2 separate regions of the Homo sapiens genome follow, and region 1 is linked to region 2. A link is a loop called in an ENCODE intact Hi-C map of the cell type or tissue named here. Cell type or tissue: PC-9. All regions are shown on one strand. Links, peaks and the distances in the headings refer to the core of each region. The heading gives the core; the rest is flanking DNA. Region 1 overlaps PLEKHA8 (pleckstrin homology domain containing A8). Region 2 has its middle 24 kb from the start of LINC01176.

What was found. A loop is a pair of places that touch in the nucleus more often than their neighbours do. Peaks named below come from ENCODE experiments on the same cell type or tissue, not always from the same donor. Only the 100,000 strongest peaks of a DNase experiment are listed, where the experiment ranks them.
Region 1: it touches region 2 in a loop (7-fold over the local background); 7 of 110 quality-filtered maps call a loop at or near these places.

What each region holds. Positions count from the first base shown.
Region 1 is chr7:30,058,272-30,067,632 of GRCh38, reverse strand. PLEKHA8 (pleckstrin homology domain containing A8) reads right to left here. Exons shown (of 14, transcript NM_001197026.2): 10 at 6,691-6,749; 11 at 5,606-5,736; 12 at 4,891-4,961. Among named protein-coding and RNA genes, the nearest start is that of PLEKHA8, 35 kb to the right of the region's middle. In PC-9, for the core only: CTCF peaks have their summits at 4,626, 4,825, 5,521 and 5,720; DNase peaks (open chromatin) are centred at 4,842 and 5,592.
Region 2 is chr7:30,409,796-30,419,156 of GRCh38, reverse strand. No RefSeq gene overlaps it. Among named protein-coding and RNA genes, the nearest start is that of LINC01176, 24 kb to the right of the region's middle. RefSeq lists an enhancer at 5,696-5,765. In PC-9, for the core only: CTCF peaks have their summits at 5,708 and 5,912 (motif pointing right); a DNase peak (open chromatin) is centred at 5,906.

The DNA of each region.
Region 1 (9,361 bases), core at 2,483-7,482, 350 kb after region 2:
TAATGAACTACGCAAATTCAGGATGATGATCTCTGGAAAACGATGGGAGTCACGGGATTAAGGAGTGACACGTGGGCACTTAACTGTATTGAACTATTTTTTTCTATTAGGTCAAGTGGTAGATATTTGTTAAATGCCTAAATTATTTATAATTTTCTTTTTTGAGACAGAGTCTTGGTTTGTCACCCAGGCTGGAGTGCAATGGTGCAAACATGGCTCACTGCAGCCTCAACATCCCTGGCGCAAGTGATCCTCCCACCTCAGGCCCCCAAGTAGCTAGAACTACAGGCTGGTACCACCACACATGGCTAATTTTTGAATGTTTTGAAGAGACAGGGCTTCGCCATGTTGCCCAGGCTGGTCTTGAACTTGTGAGCTCAAGTGATCTGCCTGCCTTGGCCTCCCAAAGCGCTTTGGCATGTATTTTTAAAAGCAGAGCTACTAGGAGAGTAACCTCTGAATTCTTTATAGTGACTATGCTTAAGGCAAATTGACTTGTATGGACAATAACCAGTGGAAAGAGGTCAAACAAGCACCCAGAGATGCCCTTTGTTAATTTCAGGCACTGTTAAGACTAACGCTTGTGCTGCCAGCCAATCCTGCCAGTGGAGGCATATGCTGCAAATGGTTCTGGAAAGAGTATTACAATTCACATTCCATAGTATTTTCAGAATGGCCAACTTATGATTTGATGTCAAATATCTGATTATGAGTTCTGACTTTATCTCTCTCACTTATCTCTCCTTATCTGTGAAAGCCTTTCATATTAAATACATGACTGAGCATCCTTTTAAAATTTTTTCTATTCTGTGCCAGAAAAGGATCTTGGTTGGGTTAACTTTTACTGACATTTATGGGATCATTCTGAGATGAGATATGTGGCAATATGTTATCCCACTGAGCACAGAGCATATAACATTTAATACAATGGTGCATGAAATGCCAGAGCAACTTTTCTTCCTTCCACTTGCAAGGATGCTTTCCAAAACCTCTTTCTGATGTGGAATATGCAATGGAGAGGGGGACTCAGCTCTAAAGCAGATTATTAAACATATCTGCCTTGTGAACCCAACTCCCTCCTGAAAATGACCTCTAAAGAATGTTAGGACACTAAGGGAACACAGCAGCTCTTAGCATGAAACCACCCAAAATGTTCCACTCTGATTATCATTATGGGGAAGCCAAGTGATGGCTCAAGTGCAAAAAGGGGCAGTGTAAAGTCTAAGGCTCCTTCCAGATGCTGGAAGTATTCCAGGTCACAGAACTGCAGCAATACAATAACTAGAGATGCATTTTCCAGAAAGGTAAAGGAGACAAGGCTTCTACAATGTTATTTAGGACTTCTACATATAAATGTACTATTTCCAAGGCCATTAAGACCATACAAGTTTCATGAACATTCACCTCAAACCTTACTTAAGCAGTATTTTTATTGGAAAGCTGTCTAATTATGATGAAAAGGAGGAAAATAAACTGATGCTATAACTAATTTCAGCAGTTTTACTCCTGCTTATTAAAAATCTCTTAGATGCAGTCAAAATCACAAAATTATCAAGATGTAGACAAGTGACAGGTGAACCTCAAAGGCCTAAGTCTAGATGACTAGGTCTCAAACTTCAGCATGGATTAGAATCATCTGAAAGACTTGTTAAAACACGGACTGCCAGGCCCCAGCCTCAGTGTCTGATTCAGCAGGTCTGGGGTGGAACCGGATAGTCTGCATTTCTAATGAGTTTTCAGGTGATAAAGATGCTGCTGACCTTGGAACAGCTTGAGAACCACCGATGGAGATTTTGAGACCCTAGGGAAGGTATTTATCCTCTTTAAACCTCAGTTTATTCACTGGAGAGTATTTGGAAGATTAAATAAAATATTTATCAAAAACTTAGTGTAGTAGTTACACTGGGTGCTCTGTAAGTGATAGCTGTTTTTAAATTCAACTTTAGAATTTAAAAAAGCCAACAAACTTGCCTATATATGGCATATAAATTGCACACACTCTCTTTTACCTACTCACTCACCCTCCCTCATTTCAAACAAGGTATCAGTTCTACTTATGAAGGCTGGGACTTCAAAATGAGAAAAAGGAACCATTATCCCAGAAGAAATATGCATCAAGGAGCCTACAGGTTCTGAGTAACTATTGTGTAAACATTTCTCAAAAAACCGTTTACGCAGAGCTTGTTGTGTCTGTGTCTGTGGGAGGGGAGGGTGGGTTTAACAGGGGAACTTTGGAGGGAGGGTGGGTTTAATAGGGGAACTTTATCTCCTCATACTAAGCAGCAGCAAGAAACTAGGGATTTCCACAAAGATAGGATTTAAATCATAAACACCTTCTTTGAAATAAGCCTGAACATCAGGACAAAAATGTCAAATTTACAGCCTCCCTTCTCTTTTCCATTGAAAATTGTGCCGAAGGAGAAGAGAGGGAAGAAAAAGCTGAGACTGGCTGTGATTATTGCAGTCACAAAGCAGCATTTGCCCTTCAAAGTCTCCTCTTTCTTCACAAAGTCAATACATCCCCTGGGCCCAGTCTCCAAATCAAGTACAACATTTGATGAGAAACCTTGAGGAGAAAAGGAGAGAGAAAAGTGGGCAGAATTGGGGTTGGGACTGGATAGAAATGGTATATCCTGTTTCCTTTCTATGTCTAGGGGGGTCAAAGCCCATAAGCAGCTGGGTTCCGTTCCACCCCAGCTCTTCCAGTGGGCTAAATGGGATCAGCATTGTCCTACTCCCCTTCCATAGACAGCCCTAACAAAGTAATAGCAGCATGAGACAAGCGGAGTCCACTGGGCACACAGTGCTAAACCCTGTATCTTCTGCATTTCCAACAGGTGGAGAAGTCTTTCTGCTAGCATGAAAATTCCATACTAATAAGTTAGTTTGAAGTGAAGTTTCTGGCTTGGCACCTAAGCTTTGTAAACTTTCCATTACTGATGTGGGACAAATAAGTCTTATTTTCTGGCAGGTTATTAACTTCATATATCATGATTATGATAATGATGACAAAACATCATTATCACAACAATAGATGCTAATCTTGACGACTGAGCATTGTTTTTTTGTTTGTTTGTTTGTTTTTGAGACAGGGTCTGGTCTCACTCGATTGCCCAGACTGGAGTACAGTGCCATGATCACAATTCACTGCAGCCTTGACCTCCTGGGTTCAAGCAATCTTCCCACCTCAGCCCCCTAAGTAGCTGGGACTACAGGCACGCAACACCATACTCAGCTAATTTTTGTAGAGATGGAGTTTTGCCGTGTTGCATAGGCTGGTCTCAAACTCCTGAACTCAAGTGATCCTCCTGCCTCAGTCTCCGAAAGTACAGGCATGAGCCACCACACCCGGCCACACTGAGTGTTTTGCGTACCAAATACTTCTGTAATTTTTTCACATGCACATGCACCTACTTAATATTTACAACCACCTTGTTAGGGAAATAATATCACCATTCCCATTTTATAGATGAACAAAGTGAGGATCAGAGAGGTTAAATAACTTGCCTAAGGGCAGAGCACTAATAAGTGGCAGAATCCAGAGAGCCACTCCAGAGCTCCTGATCCTACACTCCACAAGCCATAAAGCTTGACAGATACTGGCTAGGGGGCATGAGTAGACATGCTGAATATACTTTTAGTACTTGAAATCAGGACACAGAGGGGAGAATATAACTGAGACCATCCTGAAATTCAGGGATGTATGGGGAATGTAAAAATGCAGGTGGCCCAGGAATGGTGGAAAAGACCCTTTGTAGGAGAAATGTGGACCTTCAAAGCAGGGGCCTCAAAGCCACTCTGCTTCAGACCTTATGCTGGTCTTAAGCAATATTTTAATCTTACAGTTCCCTAACCTGTAAAAATGGATTGAAATGAGGATTAAGTTTATGAAGTCTACATTGTTCACAAAGTGCTATAGAAATGTCAGCTCTCATTTTTATGGCAGATCAGCAGTTGCTAGATGGGGCAGACTCGGGAAATCACGTGGGGGCAGAATTCTTGAGGACTCATGGCCCAGAGAGAGGACTAACAGAAGGAGGTAGAACCCAACTGTGACACTGAAAAAAAGCCACAGAGAACACTAGCTCCCTCTCAAACCAGAAGCATCTAATTAGTTTATGTCACAGTTCATTTTTTTCTCCACACACGCCTCATGGCCCATGCTAGAAGAATTTCCTATAGATCAATGGTGAGAGTTCAGCCACTCCATTAGAAGCACTCTAAGGATGCTCCCCAATCTCAACATTTTCCAAAACTGGTCTGATAAATGGCTCTATCCACACATCCATCCATCTACCTACCTGTCCAATGTTTATTAAGCACCTACAATGTTGCAGTCACTACTTTAAGGTGCTGGAGATATAAGATGATCTCCTCTGACCAAGCCCTTCATCCCATTTTGGCTTTATGACTAGAAACTGGGACGCACACAGCATTATATATTTGAGGAGTTACACGACGACGACGAAAACCTTTACTCTTACTCCAGAACAAATCCCTGGGATTCCCCCACGCCAACCCGCTGTTATGGTGTTCAAGCTTTTCTTTGTATACTGATTTTCAAAGACTATAATATATTTGAAGATTTAGGAAAACTAACTTCTTGATAATATTAGGTCTTCCTATTATGTTTAAGAGATGGCTTTCCACTTATTCAGCACGTCTTTAAAATATACTGATTTTTAGTAAGTTACATCTAGATTACCAGGTCATTGTCTCATAGGTACTTTTAAACAAAGCATATAAGAAGCAATGAATAATAATGAAATAAGAAAAGAAACAAAATCAAATTCTGAAAAGCAGAAATATCCCCTATACCCTGTATCCTCCTCTAGGGGTCTCCATTCCACAGTCTATTGACTCATTCAACAAAACATAAAGAACACTTACTTAGGGCTGTCTGGATATCCTTCTCCCCATTTTTCACTTCTGTCAAAAATCCCTTCAAAAATTTGAGACCTCTAAAACAAAATAAAGGAAGAAATATTATTTTCAAAGTTCACTTATGTTGAGTGGGTATAAAGAAATGGCAGACATCAGCTTCCATTTCAGTAACATCTTAGGCACAGCAGTGAATAGGTCAAATCATATGGCAGTCCTTCCTGAACCTCTTCCCTTCACTTCCCTTTAGCTTGCTCTGGAGCCCATCTTTCATCTCATCTGATATACCTAAAGAAGTGGTTTTCAAAATGTGTCCCAGGACTAGTGGCTTTAGCATCACCTGGGAATTTGCTAGAAATGCAAATTCTGGGGCCCCACCCGAGTTACTGAATCAGAAACTGTTTCCGAGTCTAGTGTTTTTAACAAGTCCTCCAGATGATTCTGATGCCACTGAAGTTGGAGAGCCACTGATTTAAAGAGAAGCCAGTTGACTTTAATGCCTTTAAGATTCCTATCTTATATATACTTATCAACAATATTTATCACCATCAAAAGAGAGGCAAAAAAAAAATAAGGTGGTATTATTCATTAGGCCTTCTAGAAAAGGCTACACAATTCAACTAGATCCTTCACTCAGAAGTAGTCTCCTTTGTGTAACAATTTTTTTTGCTGGTAATTTTTTTTGAGCTAGATTTTAACTGCTGTCCCACCCCAGCTGCCTCACCTCTTCAGCCACAAGAGGGCTTCAGTCGCTGAGTTCCTAACCTGGGCTACATCCGCCTCCACTTCGTGCAGCACTATCTTCTGGAGAGTGGTAAACTCTTCTTTGTTGGTTATATACTTCTGATTTACTTTCTGGAGGGAAAGCAGGGAAACAACCTAAGTTTAAAATGCTGAAGTTATCAAGCAACTCAGTATAGTCTGGAGACTTGTAAGTTTGGCAAGCAGGCCTCTAAGAAAATAAATTAAGCTCCTATTACCTTCTTCCTTATGTTTTCATGATAGTATTTGTTTTGGAGAATTCTATGTAGCTTAAACTGGAATTAAATAGTCTCAGGGTTTAAAGTTTTGTTCTTAAAGTTATTTTTTCTGCCTCAGAACCTCTCTCATGCTTGTCTTTGGCAGATACTTTTCACTCTGAATATAAAACTCAACAATCATTTGTTCTAATGAGACTACTTGCAACTGTTCCACCTAAATACAATAAAGAAAGGTATACCTACAGGAATTCCTAATAGTGCTTCCTCAAAGACTAGTCTCCAATGACAAAAAAGATTTTTATTGGGCACTGTATCCTCAAGAAGGTAACATTTAATCTGCATTTAAAAGGGGACCCATCCCTTATTTTACCTGGAAGAAAGAGGCTCAGAGATTTGGTGAGTTGTTGATGGTCCCACAACTACCACTGGAAATGGGCCTTTTGAGTCCCAGACCACTGACAGCTATTTTCACTATATAACCTATCTTTTAGAAAAATATAACTTATCACCATTTAAACCTAAAAAAGCACAGAATCAGTGTGGACATTAGAGTGAAACCCTACTGATCCACACGGTGCACATGAAAAGGCAGTCCTGGTTTCATTTTAAAAATGAATCTTCTACTCCCCATAAAGCTTAACTCTAGCATATAATAAAGGCTTAGTAATTCCCTTACTGAGCATTCACAGTGTGAGAAGAAAGATGCTTGCTCTCTTAAAAGAACAGTGACACATTTTTCACTTTTTGATTTATTCTGGCCAAGCACAAAAATGTTGAGAACATTTTCCTTTATTTAAAAGTTTCCACAGAGACAAACCAGTATGCTCACCTTAATATTTCCAACAAGATCCATCTTAACAGGAGCAAACACTGTAGGGCCAAGTTTGTCTAGAAGAAAAGATTAAAAACATTTCTGAAAAAGCAATTTTTAAGTGGCAATATTTTTTATAATAAAGTAATAATAAATTTAGCAGATCCCCAACAACTTTAATTTTTGCTTCCAAATCATTTATCTAAACATAATCTTCAAAAGCTCCCAGGATACTATTACCATCTTTTTCTATTACACTACTCCAAGGTGAGTTATAATGAGGCCCTAAGTGACAGGTGAGATGAAGATAATCTTATAAGTTTAGGATTCATATAGTAATCCTTAGGGCTGCACTGTCCAATATGGTAGCCACCAGATATGTGGCTAGTTAGTACTTGCAGCGTGGCTAGTACTAACCAAAATGTACTGGAAGTAAAATACGTACCAGATTAGGAAGACTGAGTATGAAAAAGAGATTGCAAAATATCTCATTAATGATTCTTTCGGTTTGTTTGTTTTTTTGAGATGGAGTCTCTCGCTCTGTCCCCAGGCTGGAGTGGAGTAGCATGATCTCGGCTCACTGCAACCTCCACCTCCCAGGTTCAAGCGATTCTCCCTCAGCCTCCCGAGTAGCTGAGATTACAGATGCCCACCACCACGCCCAGCTAATTTTTGTATTTTCAGTAGAGACGGGCTTCACCATGTTGGCCAGGCTGGTCTCGAACTCCTAATCTCAAGTCATCTGCCCACCTCAGCCTCCCAAAGTGCTGGGATTACAGGCGTGAGCCACCATGCTCAGACTCATTAATGATTCTTTTTTCTGGGGGGACGGAGTCTCGCTCTGTCACCAGGCTAGAGTGCAGTGGCATGATCTCAGCTCACTGCAACCTCCGACTCCCTGGTTCAAGCGATTCTCCTGCCTCAGCCTCCCAGGTAACTGGGATTACAGGCATGTGCCATCACGTTGGCCAAGACGGTCTCGATCTCCTGACTTTGTGACCCACTTGCCTCGGCCTCCCAAAGTGCTGGGATTACAGGCGTGAGCCACCATGCCCGGCCCAATGATTCTTTTATATTTATTACATGTTAAGATATTTTAGATATTCTAGGTTTTAAAATAATTAAAATTAATTTGTGTTTACTATGTTAATATGCCTACTAGAAAACTTAAAATTACATATGTGGTTTGAATATTTCTGTTGGGCAAGAACAATGACTAAAAAATAAAACAAAGAGGTATAGCTAAAAAGCCAAAAGAGAAAAGATAGAGGAATTCTTAAAAAAAAAAAAAAAATACTTGATTGATCTAAAAGAAAGGCAGGGACAAAGATAGGTAGCTAAGAGGCCAAAAGAGGAAATAAAACAGAATACTAAAAAAAAAATTGATTAACTGGCTAGAGATCAGGAAAGGAGTAAAAAGGGAACAAAGAACATACAGAGAAAAGCAGAAAATAAGTAGCAAGATGATAGAAACAAATACCAAGATAATGAATGAAATTCATCCAAACAATGTAATTCATTACATTAACAAATTACAGGAAAAAAATGACTTCAGCAAATACAGAAAAAGCATTTTATGAAGTTAACTCATTCATGATTATAAAAACAACTCAGCATATAAACATAATTTGCATGTACATGCTATTAATAATCGGAAAATGAAATAAAACACTTTTTACAACAGAATAAAAAAATAAAATTCTAAAACTTATTCCTAACAAAAGAATATGATAGCTATACACTAAAAACTAGATAGAACATTCTTCAGAGAAAATTAAAATGACTTAAGTAAATAGATACAGCATCCTCATGGATTGGAAGACTCAATGCTTTTGTTTTTGAGACAGGGTCTTGCTCTGTCAACTAGGATGGAGTGCAGTGGTGCAGCCACGGCTCACTGCAGCCTTGATATCCCAGGCTCGTGTGATTCTCCTGCATCAGCCTCCCAAGTAGCTGGGACTACAGGCTTGCGCCATCACACCTGGCTAATTTTTTTCATAGAGACAGGGTCTTACTTTGTTGCCTAGGCCAGGATCAAACTCCTGGTTTCAAGCGATCCTCCTGCCTTGGCCTCCCAAAGTGCTGGGATTACAGTTATAAGCCAGTGAGCCCAGCCTTCGATGTTGTTTAAGATGTCAGCTTTCCCCTAATTGGTTTAGAGATATAATGTAATCTTAATCAAAATCCTAAAAAGCTTTTAAATAGGAATTGAACAGCTAAAATTTATCAAAAGGCCTAGAATTTCCATAACAATCTTGAAAAAGAAAAAACTGAGAGACTTACATTATCTGATTTCAAGCCTTATAATAATTAAGACACCATAAGATCATTGGAACAGAAAAGAGAGTCCAGAAACAGTCCCATATTATAAGCATTATAAGTTCAATTGGTTTTTGACAGAGCTGCCAAAGCAATGTAAAAAGGAAAACATATTTTGACCCACGGTTCTTGAGCAACCAGTTACCACAAGGAAAAAAAAAAAAAAAAAAGAACCTCAACTCCCTACCTCACACCACACACAAAAAATAATTCCAGTGGTTCATAGGCACAAATGTAAAAGTTAGAAGAGTCTAGAAGAAAACAGAATATCTTCATGACCTTTGGGATAGGTAAAGATTTCTTAAGACACTAAAAGCACTAAGTATAAAAGAAGAAACTGGACTTCATGGAAATTTAAAACTTCTGAAAA
Region 2 (9,361 bases), core at 2,864-7,863:
TATGGGACTATGTGAAAAGACCAAATCTACGTCTGATTGGTGTACCTGAAAGTGATGGGGAGAATGGAACCAAGCTGGAAAACACTCTGCAGGATATTATCCAGGAGAACTTCCCCAATCTAGCAAGGCAGGCCAACGTTCAGATTCAGGAAATACAGAGAATGCCACAAAGATACTCCTCGAGAAGAGCAACTCCAAGACACATAATTGTCAGATTCACCAAAGTTGAAATGAAGGAAAAAATGTTAAGGGCAGCCAGAGAGAAAGGTCAGGCTACCCACAAAGGGAAGCCCATCGGACTAACAGCGGATCTCTCAGCAGAAACCCCACAAGCCAGAAGAGAGTGGGGGCCAATATTCAACATTCTTAAAGAAAAGAATTTTCAACCCAGAATTTCATATCCAGCCAAGCTAAGCTTCATAAGTGAAGGATAAATAAAATACTTTACAGACAAGCAAATGCTGAGAGATTTCATCACCACCAGGCCTGCCCTAAAAGAGCTCCTGAAGGAAGCGCTAAACATGGAAAGGAACAACCGGTACCAGCTGCTGCAAAATCATGCCAAAATGTAAAGACCATCGAGACTAGGAAGAAACTGCATCAACTAATGAGCAAAATCACCAGCTAACATCATAATGACAGGATCAAATTCACACATAACAATATTAACTTTAAATGTAAATGGACTAAATGCTCCAATTAAAAGACACAGACTGGCAAATTGGATAAAGAGTCAAGACCCATCAGTGTGCTGTAGTCAGGAAACCCATCTCACATACAGAGACACACATAGGCTCAAAATAAAAGGATGGAGGAAGATCTACCAAGCAAATGGAAAACAAAAAAAGGCAGGGTTTGCAATCCTAGTCTCTGATAAAACAGACTTTAAACCAACAAAGATCAAAAGAGACAAAGAAGGCCATTACATAATGGTAAAGGGATCAATTCAACAAGAAGAGCTAACTATCCTAAATATATATGCACCCAATACAGGAGCACCCAGATTCATAAAGCAAGTCCTGAGTGACCTACACAGAGACTCAGACTCCCACACATTAATAATGGGAGACTTTAACACCCCACTATCAACATTAGACAGATCAACGAGACAGAAAGTCAAAAAGGATACCCAGGAATTGAACTCAGCTCTGCACCAAGCAGACCTAATAGACATCTACAGAACTCTCCACCCCAAATCAACAGAATATACATTTTTTTCAGCACACCACACCACACCTATTCCAAAATTGACCACATACTTGGAAGTAAAGCTCTCCTCAGCAAATGTAAAAGAACAGAGATTATAACAAACTATCTCTCAGACCACAGTGCAATCAAACTAGAACTCAGGATTAAGAATCTCACTCAAAACCGCTCAACTACATGGAAACTGAACAACCTGCTCCTGAATGACTACTGGATACACAACGAAATGAAGGCAGAAATAAAGATGTTCTTTGAAACCAACGAGAACAAAGACACAACATACCAGAATCTCTGGGATGCATTCAAAGCAGTGTGTAGAGGGAAATTTATAGCACTAAATGCCCACAAGAGAAAGCAGGAAAGATGCAAAATTGACACCCTAACATCACAATTAAAAGAACTAGAAAAGCAAGAGCAAACACATTCAAAAGCTAGCAGAAGGCAAGAAATAACTAAAATCAGAGCAGAACTGAAGGAAATAGAGACACAAAAAACCCTTCAAAAAATTAATGAATCCAGGAGCTGGTTTTTTGAAAGGATCAACAAAACTGATAGATCACTAGCAAGACTAATAAAGAAAAAAAGAGAGAAGAATCAAATAGACACAATAAAAAATGATAAAGGGGATATTACCACCGATCCCACAGAAATACAAACTACCATCAGAGAATAGTACAAACACCTCTACGCAAATAAACTAGAAAATCTAGAAGAAATGGATAAATTCCTGGACACATACACTCTCCCAAGACTAAACCAGGAAGAAGTTGAATCTCTGAAGAGACCAATAACAGGAGCTGAAATTGTGGCAATAATCAATAGTTTACCAACCAAAAAGAGTCCAGGACCAGATGGATTCACAGCCGAATTCTACCAGAGGTACAAGGAGGAACTGGTACCATTCCTTCTGAAACTATTCCAATCAATAGAAAAAGAGGGAATCCTCCCTAACTCATTTTATGAGGCCAGCATCATTCTGATACCAAAGCCGGGCAGAGACACAACCAAAAAAGAGAATTTTAGACCAATGTCCTTGATGAACATTGATGCAAAAATCCTCAATAAAATACTGGCAAAACGAATCCAGCAGCACATCAAAAAGCTTATCCACCATGATCAAGTGGGCTTCATCCCTGGGATGCAAGGCTGGTTCAATATACACAAATCAATAAATGTAATCCAGCATATAAACAGAGCCAAAGACAAAAACCACATGATTATCTCAATAGATGCAGAAAAAGCCTTTGACAAAATTCAACAACCCTTCATGCTAAAAACTCTCAATAAATTAGGTATTGATGGGACGTATTTCAAAATAATAAGAGCTATCTATGACAAACCCACAGCCAATATCATACTGAATGGGCAAAAACTGGAAGCATTCCCTTTGAAAACTGGCACAAGACAGGGATGCCCTCTCTCACCACTCCTATTCAACATAGTGTTGGAAGTTTTGGCCAGGGCAATTAGGCAGGAGAAGGAAATAAAGGGTATTCAATTAGGAAAAGAGGAAGTCAAATTGTCCCTGTTTGCAGACGACATGATTGTATATCTAGAAAACCCCGTTGTCTCAGCCCAAAATCTCCTTAAGCTGATAAGCAACTTCAGCAAAGTCTCAGGATACAAAATCAATGTACAAAAATCACAAGCATTCTTATACACCAACAACAGACAAACAGAGAGCCAAATCATGAGTGAACTCCCATTCACAATTGCTTCAAAGAGAATAAAATACCTAGGAATCTAACTTACAAGGGATGTGAAGGACCTCTTCAAGGAGAACTACAAACCACTGCTCAAGGAAATAAAAGGATACAAACAAATGGAAGAACATTCCATGCTCACGGGTAGGAAGAATCAATATCGTGAAAATGGCCATACTGCCCAAGGTAATTTACAGATTCAATGCCATCCCCATCAAGCTACCAATGACTTTCTTCACAGAATTGGAAAAAACTACTTTAAAGTTCATATGGAACCAAAAAAGAGCCTGCATCGCCAAGGCGATCCTAAGCCAAAAGAACAAAGCTGGAGGCATCACACTACCTGACTTCAAACTATACTACAAGGCTACAGTAACCAAAACAGCATGGTACTGGTACCAAAACAGAGATATAGATCAATGGAACAGAACAGAGCCCTCAGAAATAACGCCACATATCTACAACTATCTGATCTTTGACAAACCTGAGAAAAACAAGCAATGGGGAAAGGATTCCCTATTTAATAAATGGTGCTGGGAAAACTGGCTAGCCATACGTAGAAAGCTGAAACTGGATCCCTTCCTTACACCTTATACAAAAATCAATTCAAGATGGATTAAAGACTTAAACGTTAGACCTAAAACCATAAAAACCCTAGAAGAAAACCTAGGCATTACCATTCAGGACATAGGCATGGGCAAGGACTTCATGTCCAAAACACCAAAAGCAATGGCAACAAAAGACAAAATTGACAAATGGGATCTAATTAAACTAAAGAGCTTCTGCACAGCAAAAGAAACTACCATCTGAGTGAACAGGCAACCTACAAAATGGTAGAAAATTTTCGCAACCTACTCATCTGACAAAGGGCTAATATCCAGAATCTACAATGAACTCCAACAAATTTACAAGAAAAAAACAAACAACCCCATCAAAAAGTGGGTGAAGGACATGAACAGACACTTCTCAAAAGAAGACATTTATGCAGCCAAAAAACACGTGAAAAAATGCTCATCATCACTGGCCATCAGAGAAATGCAAATCAAAACCACAATGAGATACCATCTCACACCAGTTAGAATGGCAATCATGAAAAAGTCAGGAAACAACAGGTGCTGGAGAGGATGTGGAGAAATAGGAACACTTTTACACTGTTGGTGGGACTGTAAACTAGTTCAACCATTGTGGAAGTCAGTGTGGCGATTCCTCAGGGATCTAGAACTAGAAATACCATTTGACCCAGCCATCCCATTACTGGCTATATACCCAAAGGACTATAAATCATGCTGCTATGAAGACACATGCACACGTATGTTTACTGCGGCATTATTCACAATAGCAAAGACTTGGCACCAACCCAAATGTCCAACAATGATAGACTGGATTAAGAAAATGTGGCACATATACACCATGGAATACTATGCAGCCATAAAAAATGATGAGTTCATCTCCTTTGTAGGGACATGGATGAAACTGGAAATCATCATTCTCAGTAAACTATCGCAAGAACAAAAAACCAAACACCGCATATTCTCACTCATAGGTGGGAACTGAACAATGAGATCACATGGACACAGGAAGGGGAATATCACACTCTGGGGACTGTGGTGGGGTGGGGGCAGGGGGGAGGGATAGCATTGGGAGATATACCTAATGCTAGATGACGAGTTAGTGGGTGCAGCGCACCAGCATGGCACATGTATACATATGTAACTAACCTGCACAATGTGCACATGTACCCTAAAACTTAAAGTATAAAAAATAAAATAAAATAAAATAAAGCAAAACAAAACTATCAAATCTATTCAGGGAAGGGATCTAGGCAAATGCAGAATGTTTTTCCTGGCAGTATCTAAGATTTCAATCTCCTCATTCTCCCAGTGAGGAAACTGGTGTCAGAGAGCAAAAGATACTCACTCAAGGTCACTTTAACTACTGGTAGAACAAGAACAGGGCTTCTGTCTGGTTTTATTTTCCCTCTGTTCTGATAGGGTTTGTGACCTTCAGTTCACTCTGCAACTGACCATCTTTCTGCCAAGTCTATCACCTGGTGACACAGGATTTTTTTCTTGGCCACTTTGTAAGCCAGGGACCTCTGGCCAGCGACGCCCCACCTGGGCCTTGCTCAGCCATGCTACCCTGCTGCAGGAGACAGCCTGCCCGGGACAAGTCTGGCTTGTGCACTGGTTCCCGGGTGCTTGTCCCGCACCCAAGAAGAATGAGGATATGTTGACAATCGAAGAGTGAGCAAGGCAAGGAGTCTGAGTGATGAAACAGCTTTCAGCGGAGAGGGGATACAGGGGTGGTCCCCCTACCTGAAGGTGGGAAAGTCCCCCCACTGTGGCTGAGTCTGGGGCTTTTATGGGCTGAGAATGGGAAAGGGGCAGGTCATAGGTAGTATTGGAAAAGGCAACATTCGATTGGTTAAAAGGCATTATTCAGAAAGAATCAATCAGGAAAGGGCGGGCAAACAGAAACAGAAGTTCTCACTCTAGGTCGCGGGTTTCATCAGGGACCAGCAATCCGGCCTTTCACCCCTCAGGCTGTTTTTTGGCTTTAAGGTGGGGTTTCACCTGGGACCTGTCCCATTTACCTAGGCATTTGGCTGCCTTCTGTCACTATCACTGGTTCCAATCTGCTAGGGCAAGTTATGCAAAATAGAGCTCTTTCCCCAAGGACACAGATGGGGTCTCTTTAATGTTCCTAGGATTTCTTCAGGAAGCCTGGTCTTTTCTCCTATATTCAGTTGCTACAAGTTGCAGGACTCTGGGGTCATGTCTCATGGCTGGAGTCACAGGCTGGGAGCACCCTGCAGAATGGCAAGTGACATCTTGACTCTACAGAGCCAACAGCCCGGGAGCACCACACAGAATGGCAGGTGACATCTTGGCTCTACAGAGCCAACAGCTTCGTCACTGGCTACAGATCCTCCATCCCCCAACCATGAGACTGGAACAAAGGAAGTAACTGGGTACATTCCAGAGAAGTGGAGAAGGTTGCAATTGAGTGACTTTCATCACAAGAGGGCAGCATGTGTCCAGTAATTAATCCATTATGTAAGTGGCCAAAGGATTCAACCGTGCATGGGGTCTGGTGACTGGCACATTGTTCTATTTAAATAAGGCTCAAACCAAAGTACATTGTGTTAAAAACAATTTTAAGCCCATTCATCCATGAGTTCAAAGATATCAATAAGTGCAAGAGTTGGCTGAGGGCACCTTAAAAGAACACTATTGTGGCAAGTTCTCTGGAGACTGAGGATCTGGGTTCAAATCCCGGTACTACCAGAAGCTGTGTGAGCTTGGACAAATGACTTAGCATTTCTGTACCTGAGCTCCCCATCCATAAGAGTTTTATAAAACAGTGCTCCCCTTGCAGAATTGTCTGGTTGTGAGTAAATGAATTAATAGGTGTAAAGCACTTTAAACGGTACCCAGTAGCAACTCCTGTTACCTAATGAGAACTTTTTCCTCTAGCACTGCCTTAATGAGCATCAGGGATAGGGCAAGAGAAGAAAAGAGACTCTGCCAGGCCATCCTTCCTAACATTAAGAGCCCCTCTACGACACTGCCATTTTCAAACTGATAGCAAAGTCCAGTCTTTTAAGCCCAGAGACTGGAACCCATTTCCAAGGCTGAATACCTGTGGGATTGGAACTAACTATTGTCTATACTTGAAATTGTCTTCAGTCTTATTCTGTCAAGAAGCCACATGTCCCAGTGAACACATATCCAGAAACATAGATCAGGAAAGCCAAAAACCAATTTGCATTTTGATTTGATTTCACAGATGTTAGAGTGTATCATCTGGCTTTCCACACTAAAATCATATGATTGAAGGTTCTTTGATGTCAGCATTTGGTTCTCTTTCCAGCACTCCTTTCATTCACTGATGAACATTGCTCCTGATTCCCCTGCCTGCAGCAAAAATGAATGAGTGAGCCGGAGAGGAGAGTAGGAAGGAAGGAGATGAGAACAGAATAGAACAGCAAGGAAGGACGTGGGTGGGCTAATTCCTGGAATCTTAACTTCCACCCTCTATTGCCACCATCCTATTGATGTGTCCAGGGAGGACTGGCCTGGTGCCTAAGGCCATCAGCTGCATCCTAAGCACACTGACGTTTCCTGGAGCCAGTAAGCTCATCACCTGCTGAACAGCTGTGGGGACAGCTCACCTGCCCACTGCTGCTTTCAGATTCCCAACTGGATATTCACTAGGTGATGTGTAAGATCTTCCTTCTGCTGAGAAAATGCACTTAGCTTGTTTCCAATTCACTTTCCCAGGAGAACTCACGGGTGATGAAGACTCTTCCACTTGAATCCTCTAGTCCATTGCTTCTCATTATCACCCCTGTAAGGAGACATTTTAGATATTTTCCCCAATCTCTCTCCCATCTTGAAATTTTAATACCACTGATATACTGTGTTTCTGTTTATGTACAACTGCAACCCTCTGAAGGCCACAAACCATCGAATAACTAAGTTCCTTTTTGTCTCCCAAGAATTAATTTTGCCCCTGTGGGGATGATAAAGCTCTTACTGAAAATCTCATCAAACCCTAGATAAGTCTTCTCATGCTTGTTGTCTCCAAGAACCCTTCTATCACCCTCTCTTTCTGTGTAGAGCGATTTGCTTTCTGCACATTATTCAACTTTCAATACATCTTAATAGTTATAAATTTAACATTCTTATTCTCTTTTCACTCTATCCTAAAGACAGTTTTATCTATGTGCAAGAACTGTGCTTATATTAGGAAAAGCAGTGCTGTTTGTGAAAGGGGAACAGGCCCTCCTAGCAGGGACAGTTGTTGCCTGAAGCCTTCTGGTCCCAGTTGCTTCAGAGATGAATTTCTGCAACATGTCCCGAATTACTGCCACCTGGCCTTTGGGGAGAACTTGAGGCTAACTTTGGCTTTGCTGCTGTGCAAACTTCCCTTTCTCACTTTCCAGTTCCCCCTCCCTAACTCCCCCTCTAAGAGACCCAGTGATACCCAGAATTCCCTTTTAAAATAGAACCCAGGCCTCTGCCACTCCGGGCTGCCTACTTCCCACATCAGCCCACCCCATGCATCATTGCTGAGCTTCGCTAGGTGTTGGGGACATCAGACTCATTCAGGCAATTCAGAATAAAACGCAACTGTCTCACAGGACTACCCATGTCAGATAGTTTAATATCAGAAGAGGAGCTGGCTGATCCAAAAACTCTACTTAGAAACACAAAGGATGAGAAACTTCAGGTCAAGATAATCTTCATTTCTCCTCAATTGTCTTCCCCACAGTTCCAGAATCATTCCAGGGTATGGTTGGCATTTCTGAAAGGGTTTGATCCCTGCAACACCTTAAGCAGAGCTCAAAGTCCATCTACTTTCTATCTATCCAACCATCCATTTGTTTCACAAATAAATACTGAACATCTGCTTTAGGCCAGGTACTGTGCTGGCTGATAGGAAATGGTTAGTGTCATGTCTGGACTTTTTACCCTACTTGCAAGTTAGTAAGTTAGACTGTTACTGTTTTGTGGATGCTGGCACAGGACGCAAGCCTCCTGGGTCAGAAGCACAGGACTTTATGATCGACAGAACAGTAGACAACATGAGCACGAGCATGTCTGCATCAGCCCCTGTGCCCCGTAGCCCACGAAGACAGTGTGCTGGGGCACAGGTGGATGCTACACATACAGTGGCTTTGCATGGCAGCTGAAGAACACTGAGCTTGAGGAGCCTGCCATTTTATAGCAAGCAGTAGCAAGTCTGCTCTCCGAACTGGAGGGAGCTACTACTTTATCCTCAAGGTTGTCTGCTGCGAACATAATGTCTGCTGAGAAGCAGTCTGAGTAGAGTGGTCAGGGCCTCGCCTTGTGTGCTTACCCAGCAAGAATGTGCTGGATGCTCAGGACTCAGGGCAGATCACCTCTCTCAACAGTGAACTAAAAACACGCAGAGAGCCTACACTCGCAGCACATACGGTCTAGTGGGGAAGATGGATATATTTATTCAAACCACCAAGTGGGTAACTGCCAAACTGCAACCATGATGAGTGCCCAAGGAAAGGTGCAAGGGCTTTCAGGGCCTATCATAGGCGTACCGTTCTCCCTTGAAATCAAGGACACAATCTGCAGGGAGGACAGTGAGGTTCAGTAAATGAACAGCATGGGCCAAGGCCCCATGGCTCCGAGGAGCCTGGCCATGAAAACTGGATCATAGAACTCAAGGAGGAGCACAGCACAGGTGGAGCTGGGAAATACAAGGTAAGGGCCCACCCCAAGACAGGCCAGTGTTTCTTAAACTGTATACTGTGACCTGCTAGGAGGTTGTGAAAGCAATGGGGTGTACGCCCAACCTCTGTTTTTAAAAAATGAAACAGAATAGAATATCAGAGTCCACCACAGAGTAGCACCAAGAAGCAGTGAAAAGCACGGGTCTGGACCCAGACTGCCACTCATTAACTGTACAAC